Linked DNA regions of Homo sapiens: region 1 is linked to region 2. Evidence: read pairs that join two places in POLR2A ChIA-PET (ENCODE). Cell type or tissue: GM12878. All regions are shown on one strand. Links, peaks and the distances in the headings refer to the core of each region. The heading gives the core; the rest is flanking DNA.

Region 1 (4,975 bases), core at 846-3,345, 330 kb after region 2:
TGGTCCAGCTCATCAATGCATATCTTGATTTCTGAGCTGAAGACCACAAATCCAGTTTTCCATCTCTCTGAAAAACTTTTCATCTCCCTTTTTTTTTTCCTCAGAGTGAATATACCAGGCCACCTGGAGGCAGGCTTTCCTGAGAGCACCTCCCGCTTCCTTTTCCTGCTGGCTTTTAACTTTTGCCCCGGGGGCCACAGCCAGCTTTCTCACTTGGTAGCAGTGGCCTCTTGTGCCTTTTTCTCCAAGATCACCCAGGTCAGTATGTGTGGTTACTCTCAGCTCCCTGAGGGAGTGAGCAGCCAGAGGGGCATAGCATACTTCTCTCCCTCCAGCTCCTTTCTCCTTGGTCCTAGGCCCTCTACTCTTCAAGCCCTTTTGCTTGCTTCAGCTCCTGCTTCTTGCTCCATCTCCTCCCATCTTTTCTCTCTTCTCCAATTCATTTCCTTGGACTCCATTTCTGCCTTTATACCCTTATCTTTATTATCATTGCCAAAAGCAAATACCAAATTCTTGTATTTGAAAAAAGACTTTGGCCAGGCACGGTGGCTCACGCCTGTAATCCCAGCACTTTGGGAGGCCAAGGCGGGTGGATCACGAGGTCAGGAGTTCGAGGCCAGCCTGGCCAACGTGGTGAAACTCCGTCTCTACTGAAAATACAAAAAATAGCGGGGCATGGTGGTGCGCGCCTGTAGTCCCAGCTACTCCGGAGGCTGAGGCAGAACAATCGCTTGAACCCAGGAGGCTGAGGTTGCATTGAGCCGAGATCATGCCACTGCACTCCAAGCTGGGCAACAGAGCAAGACTGTCTCAAAAATAAATAAATAAATAAATAAAAAGGAGACTTTTTTTTTAGTGCAGTGATTCCAAGATTTGTTCATCGATATGCAACCAACTAATGAGTGTTATGCCTCACAGTTCCCTTCTCCTAAGTTTTAGAGTTAGAGTAGTGGGTGGGAAGGTGATAACCACAGTGTAAACTAAAAATCCATACTGGGGATGGAGGCTGAGAGGAGGTTTCAGGGGCAAATGACCAGAACACTTGCAGCTGGAAAGAACTGTAGAGAGGACTTTGGAAAGCGGAGGGTTGACAGAGCCGGTAGTTGTCTCCTGTCCATTCATCTCCTAGGCTGAAGCTCCTGAGGGGACTCACATCAGTTATCTTGCTGCTCCAGAAGGGTGGGAGATGGCAGTTTTCCCAAGCTCCGGTCTCCCCAGATGTCTGCTCACCCTCATTCTCCTCCAGCTGCCCAAACTGGATTCAGGTAAGTCTCTCTCTCTCTCTGGGCTGCATAGTTGAAATATATCAATAAATGTAAAATAAACAATCCCACTTGGCTCTCCCTGGAGACCTCCACTGGATCCAGACAAACTCAGCTGTCAAAGGAGTAAGAGAGCGCGGGGCACTGCGCTTTGGCGGGAATCTGGTCGGTGTCTGTCCGTAGTTCCCATCTCCACATCCCGTCTGATCCCGCTCGTTTTTCGGCAGCTCCCTTTGACGTGATTGGACCCCCGGAGCCCATCCTGGCCGTTGTGGGTGAGGACGCCGAGCTGCCCTGTCGCCTGTCTCCGAACGCGAGCGCCGAGCACTTGGAGCTACGCTGGTTCCGAAAGAAGGTTTCGCCGGCCGTGCTGGTGCATAGGGACGGGCGCGAGCAGGAAGCCGAGCAGATGCCCGAGTACCGCGGGCGGGCGACGCTGGTCCAGGACGGCATCGCCAAGGGGCGCGTGGCCTTGAGGATCCGTGGCGTCAGAGTCTCTGACGACGGGGAGTACACGTGCTTTTTCAGGGAGGATGGAAGCTACGAAGAAGCCCTGGTGCATCTGAAGGTGGCTGGTGAGTAGACGGGTTTTGACTTTCTCCGACGACTCCCCTGCTGTATACACTTTCGTATGGATCAGTTACTTTGGAAACCATCAGATTCATTCTCAAAATCTCTTTTAGGTTGATGTCGCCGGGGAGGGACGACTATCTGGGCGGGAGGCGAGGGGGGGTAAAAGAATTTACCAAGACAGTTGTAAAGAAAGGCAGATTTACTTTTAAAAGTATGAAAATACTTTTCGAGGAGGCAAAAGGCAGGATCAGCAAAAGAGAAGCTGACTGCCAGGAAACAAAGGCTTGCTGGATAATTTATAGAATAGTTTTTATGCTGTCTGTTGAAGATGGCTTTGTGCAGTATCTATAAGGCAAAGGTTGCAGTGAGCTAACTTGCAGGTGTTTGGTGATAGTTGGACACAGGAAGGATGACTGTGAGTTATTTGCACAGGAGGGCTGTGTACTGGACCATGAAGAAAGGCAGACTTGCAGCTTATCTGCCTTATCTCTTTGTTTTCCCCTGATTAGGACTCCACAGCTAGAAGGTACTGAAGGTCCTACAGTAGGAAATCAGTGAGAAAGGGTTTTGAGTTGAACATGGAGAGAACAGTGCAATGTCTTTATTGTAGAACTTTATTTCAATTATCTCCAGCCCTTTTTCAATAATAGGGTAAGCATTTCTTCATGAAATAATTAAATACATATAAGAGTTATATAACATTCTTTTATACAAGTACACCATAATTTACTTCATCGAGTCCCTGAATTGTACATTTAAATTGTATTTCTCACCATTACACATCTTATGGCTGTGGTGAGCATACCACACACTTTAAGGCTGGCTTATGGATTAGTTTCTAAAGACTGACATCCTAAGATTAGAGAGCATGGCGGTTTGTCACATTCCTGATTCATATAGAAAAGATTCTGTTCTTGTTCCCTTTTTTGCTTCAAGCCAGAATTCAAAGGGAAACAATAAAGAAAATAATAAGCTTTGAGGAGGAAAGTACGCATTGAGGTCTGACTTTCTCAATTCCTAGTGAATGACATCAAGCAAATCTCTTTCTGATTTTTACTGTAAAACTGAGGATGTTTTTATCTAAGATTATTTTTCAAGAATAAAATAGTCTGGGACCAGTGGCCAACTCCTATAATCTCAGCGCTTTGGGAAGCAGAGGCAGGAGGATCTCTTGAGCCAAGAAATTCAAGGTTACAGTAAGCTGATGGTTGCCACTGCACTCCAGCCTGGACAATAGAGTGTGCTGTCAAAAAAAGAAAAAAAAAAAGTGGGATGTGGTGTCTCACGCCTGTAATCCCAGCATTTTGGGAGGCCAAGGCGGGTGACTCACTTTTGATCAGGATATTCAAGACCAGCCTGGCCAACATGGCAAAACCCCATCTCTACTAAAAATACAAAAAGAAATTAGCTGGGTCATACCTGTAATCCCAGCTACTCAAGGAAAATCGCTTGAACCTGGGAGGCAGAGGTTGCAGTGAGCTGAGACTGCACTACTGCACTCCAGCCTGGGCAACAGAGTGAGACTCGTCTCTAACAAAAAAAAAAAGAATAAAATAAAATTAGACAATATATGAGAAATGACCTCGCCAATTCTAAAAACATTATAGACTTATTAGATACTATACTGTGCCTTAAACTGATCTAAAACATATAATATACAAACATATTGCCTTTCACATATATATCATATATGTATATATTATCTAAATCTATATGCATATATTATATATATATATACATAGATATATATTCAAGTAAATATAAAGTTTGAAAAATACTTGGGTGAAATGTGGGTCCCTGCTTCACAACAGGGTCCCCCAGTTGCAGCATCATGTATAATTCAAATTTTGACATTTTGTTTTTAGGGAAGAAGTATCTTAAAGCTTGATTATAAAAACATAGAAATTTGATGGCATAAAATGTGTTACCTTTTATGAGTGGCAGACACCCTTGAGAATCTGCTGAAAGTGGCAGCTCCTTCCATGAAAAGAATATATATTCTTGTATATACACACATTCTTGGAATGTGGATTTTAACCAGTGGTTGTGGAAATGTGTTTAAGAGCTCTTTTATGCAGCTCAGTGTTTTTCTGTACCATGTGGAATTACAGAAAAAAATAGGCTAAACACACAAGAAAAGCAGCTTTATGTTTATATATAACAGGCCACAATTATGTGAGGGAATATGAAGTTGAGACCATTTAAGAAAATTTCTGAATCAACATCATAGATAAAGAAAGCTTAAATTGTCAACTATAATCTCAAGCCAAAGAATCGCCAATCCTCTCCTCAAGGATATTCCTCTGTTCATCCTTAAATACCCAGTCCTATTTCTCCTCCTCCCCACCAAAGTCTTCTCATAATGCTCTCAGCCTAGACCACTAACCCACCTCTGAGTTATTGGTCTTAGTGTTCCTGCTGGCTGGACAAGCACCCCCAAGTCTGCCCACCAAACTGCTGCAAACATTTCAAAGGCTTGATCCCAACAAGGCATCCTTCTCTGATAAGGTATATGAAATTCCTTTTATTGGTACTTCAATTTCCTTTAAAAAAAAAAAAAAACTTTTTTAGAAACAGCATTTCACTCTGTCACCCAGGCTGGAGTGCAGTGGTGCCATCACAGCTCACTGCAGCCTTGAACTCCTGAACTCAAGCAATCCTCCAACCTCAGCCTCCCAAGTAGCTAGGAATACAGGCAAGAACCACCATGCCCAAAGAGATGGGGTCTCATTGTGTTGCCCAGGCTGGTCTTGATCTCCTGGACTCAAGTAATCCTGCCTCAGCCTCCCAAAGTGCTGACATTACAGACATAAACCACTGTGCCTGGCCCTCAGTTTCCTTGTATATTGAAATATGGAGATGAGTTCTTCCCCCTACTAGTCCACTTGTGCCTTTCTGTCTCTCTCTTTCTCAAACTATGTAGCTCTCTGGTTATAAGGCTCCCAAAAGGGGTCCGCTAAAACATTAAGTCCAGATTCTCTCTCCATAGCTCTGGGCTCTGACCCTCACATCAGTATGCAAGTTCAAGAGAATGGAGAAATCTGTCTGGAGTGCACCTCAGTGGGATGGTACCCAGAGCCCCAGGTGCAGTGGAGAACTTCCAAGGGAGAGAAGTTTCCATCTACATCAGAGTCCAGGAA
Region 2 (4,975 bases), core at 1,295-3,794:
ATAGGCATTTTTTTCTAAAAAACAAAAATGAATGTTCATTAGTGAGACAAAACTATAATTTTGTTTTTTTCTTCTTTCTCTCTTCCTTCCTTTTTAAAATTTGTATTCTCCAGTTTTGCTAATAATGTTATACAATTTTACAAGAAAAAAGTGAGTAGGAGAGCTGTTTTTCTATAGTAACAGATTCTGTGAAATAGGTATCATGCCAAGTGAGGTGGCACGTCCCTGTAGTCCCAGCTACTCAGGAGGTGAAGCAGAAGGACCACTTGAGCCCAGGAATTGGAGACTGTAGTGTGCTGCCATCATGCCTGTGTATAGCTTCTGCGCTACAGCCTAGGCAACGTAGCGAGAACCATCTCAGAAAAAAAAAAAAAAAAAAAGAGATAATCTATTCCTCATAAATTCACTAAAACTTGGAATATCTGACCGGACTTGGCAGCATTTGGGTGGAAGGACGTAGAAAATATTTTTTAACTGCCTACCTTATTTTCATAATCATAATTTGTTTAGTCAGCTTGTCTATTTTCTTCTTTTTCTTGAAAATTATTTTCCACTGAGTTTAATTTTTTGTAAAAGTTACACAGCATTCTCTTGTCATTCTTTATATCTCCCTTTTTGTAGTTATGTTCCTTAATTTCTGTAACTTTCTGAAACCAGGGTTAATTTGTTTTGAAATTGTCCAACGTGTGCTTTGAAAAAAAGAAGGGATGTTTTCTGTGTCAAATGAAGGTAATCATAGATCAAATTTGCTTATTGTCTTGTTCAAATCCTAGAAAACCATTAGCATTTTTCTTTGCTTGTAATATGAGAATCTAACACTCATACAGAATATTGAAAGGTTACCCTACAATTGTAAATTTGAAATTCTCCTTCTAATTCTGTCAGTTATTTATTGACATAGTAGTGGTTCTGTAGTCAAGTGCATATAAGGTTTTGAATGTTACATCTTATTTTTGGATTTTTATTTTATCATTATGGAGTATAGCAAAGTTCTATTTTGTTCTTTTTCAAATGTACTTGGTTTTGATTATCCCTTGGTCCTTGATTGTTTTATTATTCTATTTTTTATTTCATTAAACTTTCAGTAAATAGTGATTTTTATAGTCTGTATCTAATCATTTCAATATCTGAAATCCTTTGTTTGCCTAGGGATCTAGGAGGAAATAGAAGGCTCTTTGCTTATAAGCCAAACTCTCCATAGTGTCTGTTTTTCTTCGATTTTGTGACATTTGTTATGAACTTATATTTAAACATCCTAAGTTCCTGACAGAGTGTCTGGCATATAATAGGTGTTCAGTAAATGATTGCTCCATAAATAGATAATGTGTGTAGATGTAGAGAACTTGGGTTCAAGATACTTTCTTCCTGTAGGGATTTGTTTTGTCTTCATCAGGCACAAGGGGGCACTATAAGCCCGAGTCAGTTTAATTTCAGGCCTTCTTCACTGGAACTCAAGACTTCATTTATACTTAGGGTTAAATCTTTGGGGCCAATTTTCTCCATCCACCTCCTCAGAGTCAGAGTCCTGTAGAGACAAACAAGGTTTTATCCCAGAGATGTTTACGAGTTTTTTTCTTCTTTTTTCCTTTTTTTTCTCCAGTCTACCCCTTTTTCAAACCATTCTGGCTTTATGCTATGTCTTCACTTTTGTTTAAGAGCCTAGAATTCTATTCCCCAGGGGGCAGACTTTTAATTCCCAGAGCTCATAATCCTGATTAATGGTATTTGCCCCCAGAGAACCAAAGATGTCCTATTTGTCACCCTAGTTTCAGCTTCTAAATTTTATTGTTCTGGATGGTTTCTGGGAATTTCCCTTGTGGGTTTTTTTTTTTTGCTTTTTTTTTCTTTGGGATGTGTGTGTGTTTGAGACAAGAGTCTTGAGCTGTCGCCCAAGCTGGACTGCAGTGGCATGATCTCGGCTCACTGCAACCTCCACTTCCCAGGTTCAAGCGATTCTCCTGCCTCAGCCTCCTGAGTAGCTTGGATTACAGGCGCGCACCACCATGCTCAGCTAATTTTTGTATTTTTAGTAGAGATGGGGTTTCACCATGTTGGCCAAGCTGGTCTCCAACTCCTGACCTTGAGTGATTCACCCGCCTTGACTTCCCAAAGTTCTGGGATTACAGGCATGAGCCACCGAGCCTGGCCCCTTGTGTTTTTTTGTTAATTGAGTAACTAAGTACTAGTTTGTTGGTTGTAGTTTCTCTAGTTCATAGGTGTATTGCTTCAATAGAGTTTTCCAGAATATCTTCTTTTCCACATTGCAGATAAGAGTCCTTACAGTGTCCCTCTCTATCCCTATGAACACCTTTGCTTTAATATTTTCTCTGATATTAATATTGCTAAACTAGCGCTGTCTTGGTAAACATTTATTTTCCAGGGATATTTGTCCCTCATCTTCTTTATTATTATTATTATTATTATTATTATCTTTTTAAATCCACGCATGATTTGTTTTCAGGCCCAAATAACAGGAGTACTCTCTAAGGCACATTATTACATATATTTTTGCTTCAATTAAAAAAAATCATAAAAAGATAAAATACTGTTCATGTTCAAAAACTGACATTTACTTTTTTTTTTGAAAGGCAAAATAAAACTTATAAAATTCCGTGAAATTGCAACCATATAGCAAAATACCTTGGATATATTCCATTTAATTTAATATCTTGCATCATTTTTGAGTTTTGTTGTAGGTAAACATGAAAAAAAATCACTGTTCTTGGAGCTGGAGAGAACTTTTATGGGAAAAATTTCTATCAGAGAAATCTACTTATTTGTAAGCATAGTAGCCAATTTTGTTTTTAAAGTAATGATCCTGTGGTCCAGGTAACACCCTTCAGCTCATCATCAAGTGATTACTACCTCAGAAGAGTTAAGAGCAATTGGGATTCAGGAAATATGACTAGACAGGCAATTTTCATTATATCCAACATATATTGCTTTAAATAATATATGTCAGTAATTTCTGATTACATTAAAATAAAACCAAATGTATTTAATCTTTTACATTTTTATTTTTTTAAACATCGGACCCAGTGAGATTTAAATGATATGTCATTGATTGCAACTGATAATATTGATATTATTTTTCATTTTAATTTTGCCTATTTTTTAGGCAGTGTTCAATGGCCTATTGACCTTTATCTGAGCTCTGTGATAAAAAAAACAGCAATGGTTAGCAAAATCCTCCCCACCTTCTTTTGTTCCAAAAATGGCTTATTGCAAAAACCACCCTTCATCATATGTGATTTAAATAAGACTCATGGGTCAGGCATGGTGGCTCAGGCCTGTAATCCCAGCACTTTGGGAGGCTGAGGCGGGCAGATCACAAGGTCATGAGATCCAGACCATCCTGGCCAATATGATGAAACCCCATCTCTACTAAAACGACTAAAATTAGCCAAGCGTGGTTCAAGCGATTCTCCTGCCTCAGCCTCCCAAGTAGCTGGGACTACAGGCACGCGCCACCATGCCCAGCTAATTTTTGTCTCGATCTCTTGACCTCATGATTTGCCTGCTTCAGTCTCCCAAAGTGCTGGGATTACAGGCATGAGCCACTGCACCCAGCCAGGGAGGACATCTTCTATAGGGAGGTTTTATCTCCTAGGAAGAAAAATGGGAGATCAGAGTGAAGGAAGAGAAAGACCCTCTCATATTATTTTATATTGTTTTATACTCAGTACCTGTTTTAAGAAAAAACAACAAGGAAGTAAAACCAAAGACAGGCAGCCCGGCGCCAGGCCTGAAACCAGGCCTGGGCCTGCCTGGCCTAAACCCAGTAGTTAAAAATCAACTCATAACTTAGAAACCGATGTTATTCATAGATTCCAGACATTGTATAGAAGAACATTGTGAAACTCCCTGCCCTGTTCTGTTTCTCTCTGACCACCAGTACATGCAGCCCCTGTCACGTAACCCCTGCTTGCTCAAATCAATTACGACCCTTTCATGTATAATCTTTAGTGTTGTGAGTCCTTAAAAGGGACAGAAATTGTGCACTCAGAGAGCTCGGATTTTAAGGCAGTAGTTTGCCGATGCTCCCAGCTGAATAAAGCCCTTCCTTTTACAACTCGGTGTCTGAGAGGTTTTGTCTCCGGCTTGTCCTGCTGCAAGAGCATCCTTCTTGCATCTGCTGTTTTTAAGTCCCTTTAGCTCAAAATAATCCTTATGCCACAATGGCATATTGTAATCTGGAATATTCTGCCACCTTTCACATGTTTATGTGAATGTACTATGTGGCAGGCACTATTCTAAGTGCTAGATATACATCAATGGACAAAACAAGCAAAAATTCCAGCCCTCTTCGATCTTAACATTTCTGTAGGGTTGTCATTCATTTTGTTTCTTTAACTTAAACAACCAAATCCTACCTGAATTAACACTGAAAATTTTCATTACTGATGCTTTATCTGTGTGTTGGTTGAATTATTTAAAAAAGAAATTCATGCAATTTATCTTATCAATGAAGGCAACTAATCTAATAAGATTAAAATTCACTAATCCATCTCTACATAATTTCCAGGAAAAAATGAACAGATTTAATTCATAGGATTTTGTTTTTAAAGTTCTTATCATCAATAGCAATCAAAATATCTTTAAAAGATTAATCAGGCCCGACGAAGAGTGGTGGCTCACACCTGTAATCCCAGCACTTTGGGAGGCCAAGGTGGGCGGATCACCTGCGGTGAGCAATTCGAGAGCAGCCTGGCTAGCATGGTGAAACCTCATCTCTACTAAAATATAAAAATTAGCCAGGCATGGTGGCATGTGCATGCAACTCCAGTTACTGAGGAGGCCGAGGCAGAAGAATTGCTTGAATACAGGAGGCAGAGGTTGCAGTGAGCTGAGATCAAGCTACTGCAGGCGTGTGCCACCCACAAACGGAAGGGAAGGGGAAGGGATGGGAGGGCAGGGCAGGGCAGGGCAGGGAAGGGAACTCGGAAGCTGAAAAAAAAATATTACCTAGTGAGAA

What was found. Peaks named below come from ENCODE experiments on the same cell type or tissue, not always from the same donor. Only the 100,000 strongest peaks of a DNase experiment are listed, where the experiment ranks them.
Region 1: POLR2A ChIA-PET joins it to region 2 with 5 read pairs; 1 of 35 experiments calls an interaction of 5 or more read pairs at or near these places.

What each region holds. Positions count from the first base shown.
Region 1 is chr6:26,500,101-26,505,075 of GRCh38, forward strand. It overlaps BTN1A1 (butyrophilin subfamily 1 member A1), which reads left to right and starts at 203. Exons shown (of 8, transcript NM_001732.3): 1 at 203-258; 2 at 1,130-1,265; 3 at 1,490-1,837; 4 at 4,825-4,975. The coding sequence starts at 1,187. All of the region lies in intron 1 of LOC107986583 (a long non-coding RNA gene), which reads right to left. RefSeq lists an enhancer at 1,492-1,621. In GM12878, for the core only: no CTCF peak of the experiment used is centred there; a DNase peak (open chromatin) is centred at 2,281; H3K4me3 peaks cover 1,393 bases.
Region 2 is chr6:26,174,189-26,179,163 of GRCh38, forward strand. No RefSeq gene overlaps it. Among named protein-coding and RNA genes, the nearest start is that of H2BC6-AS1, 3.9 kb to the left of the region's middle. RefSeq lists an enhancer at 1,532-1,581. In GM12878, for the core only: a CTCF peak has its summit at 1,396 (motif pointing right); no DNase peak of the experiment used is centred there; H3K4me3 peaks cover 316 bases; H3K27ac peaks cover 855 bases.